Linked DNA regions of Mus musculus: region 1 is linked to region 2. The links are chromatin loops, found by intact Hi-C in ENCODE. Cell type or tissue: left cerebral cortex. All regions are shown on one strand. Links, peaks and the distances in the headings refer to the core of each region. The heading gives the core; the rest is flanking DNA.

Region 1 (4,910 bases), core at 661-4,660, 160 kb before region 2:
GCTTACATCTTTCAACTGTTCCAGCCTCAGTGGATCCAGTTCCTTCTTCTGGCCTCCAGGGCCCATGCCCACATGTAGCATAAACACACATACAGAAACATAGATCTCACATGTCTATCAATGTGTGATTCCATTCTACTTCTTTTCCTGGGGACATGTAGAAAAGTCCGTTCCTCTCATGGCAAAGACAGACAAAGGAAGTGATGCCATCCAAATCCAGGAAAACAGTGAGCTGAGTGTTCAAGGAGGGTTGGTTGACTCAGAAGCGCTGTGTCACTGAAGAGGCCTAGCCTAGGACAGATGAAGACAACACAAAGGTTGGATCCTCAAGACTCCACCACCAGCTAATGTTCTACCTCCATATATTTTAGCACCCTGCATTGCATGGTGCAGATCCGGGCAGGAGGAAGTGGTGGCTGGAATGTGGGGTGAAGGGTTAGTGACCTTTCCCCCTCCACTTAGGGGCCCATGTTAATCGTCCCCTTCGAGTTGCTGCACCATTCTAGTTTGCTTATTCCGTTGCTATATGTCTGGGAGTGGGATATTCTGTTCTATGGCTCAGCATAGCCATTTCTGTTGTGTAATGGCCGACGGTCATGAAATAGACCAAACAACAATGGAACAAACACCAGAAGGTGCTGCCAGGCAGCCTGCAAGGCGAAAACACCAGAGTTGGTCTGGAGGCCAAGTCTAGTCAGTTCTGCGCCACTAATATTGTCAATTTCATAGGCCCTGAAACATTGATTCTCAACCTGTGTAGGTCATGACCTCTCTGCAGAGTGTGGGGGCAGAGCTGGGGGATGGGGGATGGGGGTGGGGATGGGGGTGGGGGTTGGGTAGGCATGAATGACTTGATTCTTTTATGGGGGTTGTCTTAGGCCATCAGAAAACACAGGTATTTATATTATAATCCATAATAGTAGCAAAATTACAGTTATGAAGTAGCGGTGAAAATAACTGTGGTTTGGGGGTCGGTCACCAGAGCCTGAGGAACTATATTAAAGGGTCACTGCATTAGGAAGGTTAGGGGCCAGTGAGCTAGAATCACCAAAAAGACAACCGTCTAGGTGTAACTGTGAGGAAGTTTCTAGATTAGGTGGAAAGGCCTACTGGAGATGTGGGCAGCACCATCCGACAGGCTAGAGGCCTAGTCTACATGGAAAGGCCAAGCAAACCGAGCACAGCATTTATGTCTTCTGCTTCTTGACTGGGTAGCTAATGGGACCAGCTGCCGAGCCCTGCCCATATGGCTTCCCTCCAGGGTGGACTGCACTCTCAGTGATCGAGCCAGAACAAACTGTCCCTCCCTTAAGTTACTTCTTGTCAGTTAAGTTGTCATGACAATGAGATGAGTAACTAATGCAGACCCTATGGCATTGTGTATGGAATTCAGCTGTAAAGAGGATGCCTGCTAAGCCTGTGCCTCACAGTGTGGCTGAGCTTGACTGAGTTAATATGAAGCAGGTTACAGGCAGCCTGACACAGAGTGGCCATCCCTCCATTGCTAGTTGTTAAATGCTAAAGTCCCATAGCAATACTGTTAGCCTGCTTCTGCTCAATACTTCTACCCACCCCCAACCCCTCACCACTCGCCTTCAGTGTGACCCCCTTGGGCAAAGGATGTCTCTGCAAGCATAGCATTTGATGGATTTGATGACTAAAGACTCCGGCCCATGCTCTCTTTTGGGACTGCCCTCCACTGTGGGAGGTTTGTGGCAGAGAGCCTAGAATGCCACCATCCCGGGGAGATCGCACCAGTCCTGGATGTACACAGCAGTTGCGCTGTGAGCTTCTGTTCACCAGGAAAAGGGAATAACAAAAGGACAGATTGAGCAGCCAAGGGCACTGTCCATCCTCTGGCCATGTGGTCCGAGGGCAGGTCTTCCACATTGGTGTGTTGCCTGCCTCCTGCAGTCATCTATCTGTGGGTACCCTTCCTGCCTCCTGGCATGCAGGGGTGGCTTGGCAGGGATGCAGCTTCCTGAGTTGGATACAAGGAGCCAGCGGTGGCTGCGGTTGACCTCAGTTTCGACTTTCTTAGCATGTAAGATTGCTTAGCGTGAGTGGGAGCTGATTTCTGAAGCCCTTCTCGGGGTTTGTCGTGCTCTGGGAGGAGTCTTAGCTTCCCTGGCTTCAGTCTCAGGCATCATGGGTTGTCAGCTTTGGGGGACACTGTGAGTGTGCACATTTATAAATGGCTGAAACCTTTGAGCATTTCCTTATGTGCATGTTCACATATTCATATTCATGCATGTGCCTGTACAGAGGTTGATAGTAGATCTTTATCTTATGTTTTGAGGTGAGAGTCTTTCGTTGAACTGAGAAGTCACTGATTTGGCTAGAATGGCTGGCCAGCAGCTCTTAAGAATCCTCCCGTTTCTGCCTCCCAGTACTGTGTGGCTGCTCCTGCTGCACTATGGAATCTGGGTGTTAAATGCAGGCTTAATGAGCCTTCTCCTTAGACCTTTCATATAGAGTCATACTAACAAATTTGTATGGCATTATGATATATTTTCTGAGCCCCACAGTCATCTCCTTTTTGTGGTGCCACTTCTACAAAAAGCCCTCTCCTATCCTCTAGTCTGTGCCTCTAAAATGAGTCTTGCCGGTGTCCCCAGTAAGAGGTGGCAGCAGAGCTGGCCAGATGATCGCAGTGAGGGCCGAGGATGCTAAACTGAAGACTATAGAGGAAGATGCTCTTGGTGACCTTGGAGAAGATGCAGCTGGTGCCGCCAGGCTACCCACCTGCAGCTGGGAACATGGGAGGATGGAGGAGGACATCCGGTGCTTGCTTATTTGTCGCCACCTTATTCTTTTGAGGCAGGGCCTCTCACTGAGCAGAAGCTCCCAGCTCTGACTGCACTGGCTGGCTGGCTAGAGAGCTTCCAGGGTCTCCCCGTCTCCACCTTCCAGTGCACAGGTTATGGGTACCTGCAGCCAGGCCTGGATTTTTACATAGGTGCTGCAAATGTAAACTCAGGTCTTCCTGCTTGCACAGCACATATTCCTACCTACAGAGCGAGCCATTTCTCCATACATCCCTGTTCCTGTGTAACTTCAGGCCTCCCGTTGTATGGCGGCTGAGAAGGGACTTTCTTTTGTATTTTATCTTGTGAATAGAGTTTACTGTGTCTCTTTGGCAGAGTAGAGGACAGGGACAAGTGACAGCTGTGCGGAGATAAACAGAGGACCCGGGTATAGTGATTCATGCTGTAATCCTAGCATCTGGGAGACCGAGGCAAGGAGGCCTGGAGTGAGTTTGAGGTCAGCCTGAAATATAAGGCCACCCAGTGAATTCCAAGCCATTGAGGCCTATAGAGTGAGCATCTGTCTCAAAAACAAAATCAAAGAAAAACAACAATAAAAGATAAACAGATGATGAGTTCTTGAGCGAAAGTAAAAAGATTAATTATACCTTATGGCGTAGAAGTGTACCTGTCCTGTCAACTTTCCTGTGAATCCCTATTTATTTATTTATTTATTTATTTATTTATTTATTTATTTAGTTATTTCTCCATGTTAGAGATCAAGCCCAGGGTCTCGTTCATGCTCTCTTGTGAGTGAACTAAATCCTCAGTGATATATTGACAATGTCTGGAATGTCTGTGTGTGTATGAGTGTGTACAGCATGGGTGAGTGCGTGTGTGTGTGATGTGTGTGATGTGTGTGTTGGGGGTGGGAGGTGCATGTATTTTAAATCTTTTCCCTTTTCCTTCATACTCCTGATAGAATAGGTTTTAAGTTGCCTGTTGGGGATGGGGTAGGAACAGCTGGGTGTCAGCTGGGCTCCTGCATGGTGAGGTGACAATCTATTCATGTTGTGTCTTCAGAATCTAAGCTCTAGGAAGATAAATGGAAAATGCACATTGATTTACAATGTGAGGATTGCAGGTTTGCACAGCATGAGGAAGTAAGACAGTTGGGGAGCTGGAAGAATCGCCTATGATACTGATCATGGGACTTGAGGCCTCCGGTTTATTTCGGGCCTCCTAGTCAGGGGGGAGAGAGATAGTGCTGTAGAATCTAGGAGGAGCAATGGGGACCCTGGCAAGGTCATGTGTCACAGGCCTAGAAGGTATCGTGCTGTTCCTGACAAGACGGAATCTCAGCCATTTATAGTATGGTACATCTGATGAAGATAAATACTAGAAGAAGCTTAAATTTCATTATAGAGCCAGATTACCTGTTGGGGATTAGTACTGGAAAATGTCGGATCCCGAGCCAAGCTTCTCTGAGTTTATTCCTGTATGCAGCTTAGTTTTGAGTCACTTCCTTATCAGCTGGTGTGTACATGCTAGTGTGTGTGTGTGTGGGGGGGGGCTTGAGTACACTCTAATTTGTAATATAAATATGGTATGTGTACACGCACACATTCTCTGCAAGAAAATCATAGGTCCACAGGGAGGGGTGTGGCTGCCCTCTCTCTCCCCTTCTTCCTGTGCCCATAAAGCCACGTACGTGCCCCTGTGTTTATTTCCAGCCTTCCTTCCCTTGAATTTTCCTGTGGCTTTCACTTTTCTTGCTTTGGCTAATTAAGAACTATCTCATTGATATGAATTGAGACCTAGTAATAGAATAAATGTTAAAGACAGGGTAGGGATGAGTCCAGTAGGAGGGCTCTGACTTATGGAAAACCTTATTTATGTCCAAAATAATTTCAATAGAAAAATGAATCTAGGCGTTTGTGGGTCTATATAAGCTTAGATTCTAGTCTCTTTGATTTTAAAGAGCTTATTATATTATGTGTGTAAACATTTTGCCTGCCTGTTTGTATGTGCGCCACAGGCATGCCTGGTGTCCATGGAAGTCAGAAGTGGCACTGGGTCTCCTAGATACAGAGTTCCAGAAGGTTGTGAGCTGTCATCTGCGAGCTGGGACTCGGACCCAGGGCCTCTGCAGGAGCACCAGGC
Region 2 (4,910 bases), core at 572-4,571:
TCAAGAAAATGTATCCCCCTAGGATAACTTTATAGTGGCCACTAAACCTGAGGGCTCACCAGTCACCTAAGCATCTAAATTCTTTCTCAACTGTTTAACAACTGAGCAGTTTGTGTCCACTTAGATCATTTGAGAAGGTTTTTTGGTTTTTTGTTTGTTTTGTTTTTTTAAGACAGATTTTCTCTGTGCAACCCTGGCTTCCCTGGAACTTACTCTGTAGACCAAGCTGGACTTGAACTCACAGAGTAAAACCTGCCTCTGCCTCTGCCTCTCTGCCTCTCTGCCTCTCTGCCTCTCTGCCTCTCTGCCTCTCTGCCTCTCTGCCTCTCTGCCTCTCTGCCTCTCTGCCTCTCTGCCTCTCTGCCTCTCTGCCTCTCTGCCTCTCTGCCTCTCTGCCTCTCTGCCTCTCTGCCTCTCTGCCTCTCTGCCTCTCTGCCTCTCTGCCTCTCTGCCTCTCTGCCCCTCTGCCCCTCTGCCTCTCTCGGGTACTGGGATTAAAGGCATGTGTTGCCACTGCTTGGTGAGTAGTTTTAATAAACAGATCACCATGCACAGGGCACATCCCAGGGCAAGTAAATTTAAAGGTCCAGGAACAGGACTAGGTATCGAGGGCGAATGGGTGGGTGACGTTTGGCTGATGAAGCCCAGGGCTTTGTACATGCAAAGCTGCATTCCCTGTCAGGTTTCCGTAGATCTTAAAATTTCTCAGATAAGTCTAACATAGGATTGGTCTTGTGACCCACGGCTGGTTTTCCAAGGGTAGTAATAGAAAGCAGAAAGCAATTGGCAGTCAAATATTCCAACATTTTGTAAGCCCATCAGCCCATGAGGATCTGTAAGGCTTTATGGATGTCAGAATAAATTGTCTATTCTTTCATTGAGTTCTGTGAGCTGAGCATTGGACACACACACAGACACACACATACAGACACACACACACACACACACACACATATAGACACAGATACACACAGACACACACACACACACACACACACACACACACTCGCGCGCTCGGGTCTAAATTATTTCTCCTTTGGATGAAAGACAACCAGGCCCTCTTCTGGAAAGTATTTTATAAAATACATAAGCAAACTATTGAGTATTTTTTCTGAGTTCAGGCAATGTGAGGTTGATTATAGAAAGAGGAGCAGGTCATTCTTGTATGAATGACTTCAAAGTCCAGTAAATCCCACATCTGATTGATGAACTTAACCATGCAGAGGAGCCCGTGAAGTGTGAGTTTGTAACAAGGCCCCATGGGGGTAGTAAAGACTGTTCTGGGGAACTTGGACTCCTGCAGTCAAGCTTCGTAAGTCTCGTCTGTTTATTTCTCAATGCAGTTGGCTTCATTATCATTTTGGATTCATTGACGGGAAGGACTAGGAAGAAGCTTGAAGAGTGTCCTGTTGAGCTAGGTAATTTCAAGATAAGAAACCTGAGACCTTGAGCAGTGATGTAGCTACAGCATGGTCAAATACATAGAGACTGAGTGCGTGCTTCAGGGCCCCTCCCAGAGGACCTGCCAGCACTGGCTCCAGTCTGCCACATCACGTAAGAGAGCTGCCACTGTCCTCATCCCGGGTGCCTGTGTTGTCCTGAAGATGTTTAAGATGCTCTTATGAAACTATGATAAATTGTGAACAAGAAGTTTTAGTCTTTATTTCTTTTTATTTGAGGTTGCGTCTCCCATAGCCCTGGCTGGCCTTGGACACACTATGTAGTCAAGGATGTCCTGAAACGTCTTGTGCTGAGGTTACAGGCACTTGTCATCATGCCTGGTTTCATTAGAGCCTGCTTGGACCTGGAGCCTTGTTTGTGCTAGGCAAGCCTTCCACTAACTGAGCCACAATTCCAGCTTTTTTTTATCGCCTTAAAAAAAAAGATTTATTTGTTTTTATTTGATGTGAATTGGTGTCTTTCTTGTCTGTGTGAGGGTGCTGGACTCCCTGGAGTTGGAGTTGCAGACAGTTGTGAGCTCCCATGTGGGTGCTGGGAGTTGAACCCAGGTCCTTTAGAACAGTCAGTGCTCATAACCACCGAACCATCGCTCCAGTCCCCTTTATTCACTTTTAGTGACTCAAAGGAAAACTTATTTCACAACTGGGGAATGTAAACCCATTTTATTTACTATATAAACAGTAAAAAGCATCTATGACAAAATTGACTTGTAAACTTAGACTACCTTTGAGTATGTTAGGTACCATAGGCCTCCCTCCTTAGTGTCCTATTGATTATGGCTCCATCTGCTGGTAGCAAAGGGAAGAGATGTGAAGATTTGAATTTTGAAATATTTGCTCTTATTTTACTGTCTACTAACACATTTGTTCACATAGTTGTTACAGACAAAACCTCCTCATACCCTATGATACATCTGTATGCTCACATATGTTTGATACAAACACATGAAAATGGGTTAGTAGGCCGTAAAATAAGAAGAGCATATATTTCAGTGTTTACAAACCAGCAAACCAAGTTAGAAAGTTTGAGCCACATGCCTGGCCTCTCAGGGTGGAGATCCATCCTAGTCTTCTGGCAGTTTGTGCAGCTTCCCTGGGTAGTATGAATTCCTGTTTTTCAGATTTATTTTACTCTATATTATGTGTATGGGTGCTTTGCCTGCACATAATGTCTGTACACCACTTGCTTGCCTGGTGCCCAGAGAGGCCAGAAGAGGTCATCGGATCACCTGAAACCAAAGTTGCAAATGATTGTGAGCCATCATGTGGGTGCTGGCAACTGAATGTAGGTCCCCAGGAAGAGCAGTGTAACCACTGAAACATCTCTCCAGTCCCAGTACATAACCCTGTGTGCAGCATTAGGGGTCTATATTGATGCACTACACGTTAGTGGGTTTGATGAAGAACATTTTAAAAACAGCTCTTAATAAAGTGAAGCAGTGTAACACCCTAGCAACTTGTTGCCGCTTGAGTTCAGGAAGAGAAGGGAGGCCTAATGTCCGGAGCTTGACTGTGGAGACTGAACGTATTTCTCCTGTGAGCACAGCTGGTTCTCAGTCCTTGGGGTGGGTATTGCATTCTTAATGACGAAGTGGACACCTTAAGTTTAGGTGTCATCATCTTATACAGATAACTCCAGATTTATAGTCTCTTATCAGTGTTTCTCAATCTCCTTAATGCTGTGACCCTTTAACCTCCTTAATGCTGTGACCCTTCCTCATGCTGTGGTGACCCCCAACCGTAACATTCTTTCACTGAGACTTTCTAACTGTCATTTTGCTTCTGTAATGAATCATAATATCTGATTTGCATAATATCTGGGGTGCAACCCTCAAAGGGGCCCCAACCTCATGTCCTACTTTGCTTTCTGTTGCTGTGATGAAACACCATGACTTTGGAGAGGGAAGGGTTTATTTGGCTAAGGAGCCTGACTTAGCCCATCATGAAAGGAAGTCAGGGAAGGACCTCACGGCAGGATCCTGGAGGCAGGCATACAAGCAGAGGCAATGGCAGTAGACGTGCCTGCAATGGGCTCATCCTTCCCAATGTGTTCATCAAGCAAGAAAATGCTCCATAGACTTGCCTCCTGGCAACCTAATGGAGACTTTTATTTCTTCAATTGAGGTTCTACCTTCCCAAATGATACCAACTTATCAAATTGACGAAAACTAATCATCACACTAAGTTAGTACAAAAATTATGTAAATGGATTTAAAACAGGCTTTGTTAGAAGAATAAACTTAGACCAAATCCCAACAATGCTAATTATGACTTGTGATCAAATTGAATACTATACCACCAGATGTTTGTCTTCCTCTTTAAAGGAGGAAAATAATGCCTACTCTGTAACGTTGTTGTTAATTTAAATAAAGTATTTAGAAATCCCTAGGATCTAATGGTGTTAAGTGGATGGCAGGTTCAATTCTCAGCCCCAACGAAAACCAACTCGACTTAGTACAGTCTTGACACTCACTTGATGCTCAACAAATGGTGTAATCAAACAGCTCGGTAGATAGGCTCAAAGGAAAGGGATGAAATGTGTTCGATGGTGACTTTAGGCTTGTCATGTCCCAGGGGACTGGGAAAACTGCACTGCTTACAACAGCACCACTGTTGAGATGTTTAGGAAGACAATACCAGAGACATTGTCAGAGTCTGTAAACATAAAATGGGGGCGTCTGAAATCTACAGAGCAAGAAGCTGGACTCCAATGCAGGGTACCAATCTGGAGCAGAAAATTAAGTCATTTAACAAAGACTGTAGTGGTTTCTAGGGCTAACTCGGCTTTACTAAGAACGAATCCTCCCAAACACCCTGCTTCTCTTTTAAATAGTCTTGCGTGGCTTATAGCATATAGAAATGTCATTCCAGCCGTCCCCTGATTGTCTCATGGATTAATGGTAAAATATAAGCTCAGTGATAGTACTCTGGAGAGTGCACTTAAATGGCAATCAAAGCCAGTTGACCAATGGCAGTTATCTGGATGGGGTTCTCTGGTGGAATACTACTTTCCCATTTAAAGTTTTAAGTAGGCTTCTCTGAGGATTTTGGTGTTACAGCGCTTCTAGATGGTATTCCGGAAAACAGCTCTCTTCACAGATATTCCCCAAAACAGCTTGTGCATATATTTTATTTGGGGTGAACAAGGGCTGTATAAACCTTGGAAAGTGGGAAGAGGCTGACTGTACAATGTTTAAGGCTTAAGGTACCTACCGGGGATGCCTCATGTGCATGGAGAGGCATGATAGGTGCTTGCTTGTCGGCCAAGTTCTGATCTGGAGAAAGGAAGTTGAACCTGTAATCTCACCAATGACTAAGTGACATTCCTCAGGAAGCAGATGTCCCAGATAAAGTCAGGTGGAGAAGAGGAAACCCCACTGAAAATGGGGTCCTCCATTTTGCTCAGAGCTCAGGGGCCTGTCCGGTCATGGTAGCCTACAGCCTTAATAG

The links. A loop is a pair of places that touch in the nucleus more often than their neighbours do. Peaks named below come from ENCODE experiments on the same cell type or tissue, not always from the same donor. Only the 100,000 strongest peaks of a DNase experiment are listed, where the experiment ranks them.
Region 1: it touches region 2 in a loop (2.1-fold over the local background); 5 of 42 quality-filtered maps call a loop at or near these places.

What each region holds. Positions count from the first base shown.
Region 1 is chr2:5,605,017-5,609,926 of GRCm38, reverse strand. All of the region lies in intron 1 of Camk1d (calcium/calmodulin-dependent protein kinase ID), which reads left to right. Among named protein-coding and RNA genes, the nearest start is that of Camk1d, 110 kb to the left of the region's middle. In left cerebral cortex, for the core only: no CTCF peak of the experiment used is centred there; DNase peaks (open chromatin) are centred at 1,786, 2,722 and 3,089; H3K27ac peaks cover 882 bases.
Region 2 is chr2:5,449,190-5,454,099 of GRCm38, reverse strand. All of the region lies in intron 2 of Camk1d (calcium/calmodulin-dependent protein kinase ID), which reads left to right. Among named protein-coding and RNA genes, the nearest start is that of Gm36853, 31 kb to the left of the region's middle. In left cerebral cortex, for the core only: a CTCF peak has its summit at 2,253 (motif pointing left); a DNase peak (open chromatin) is centred at 2,267.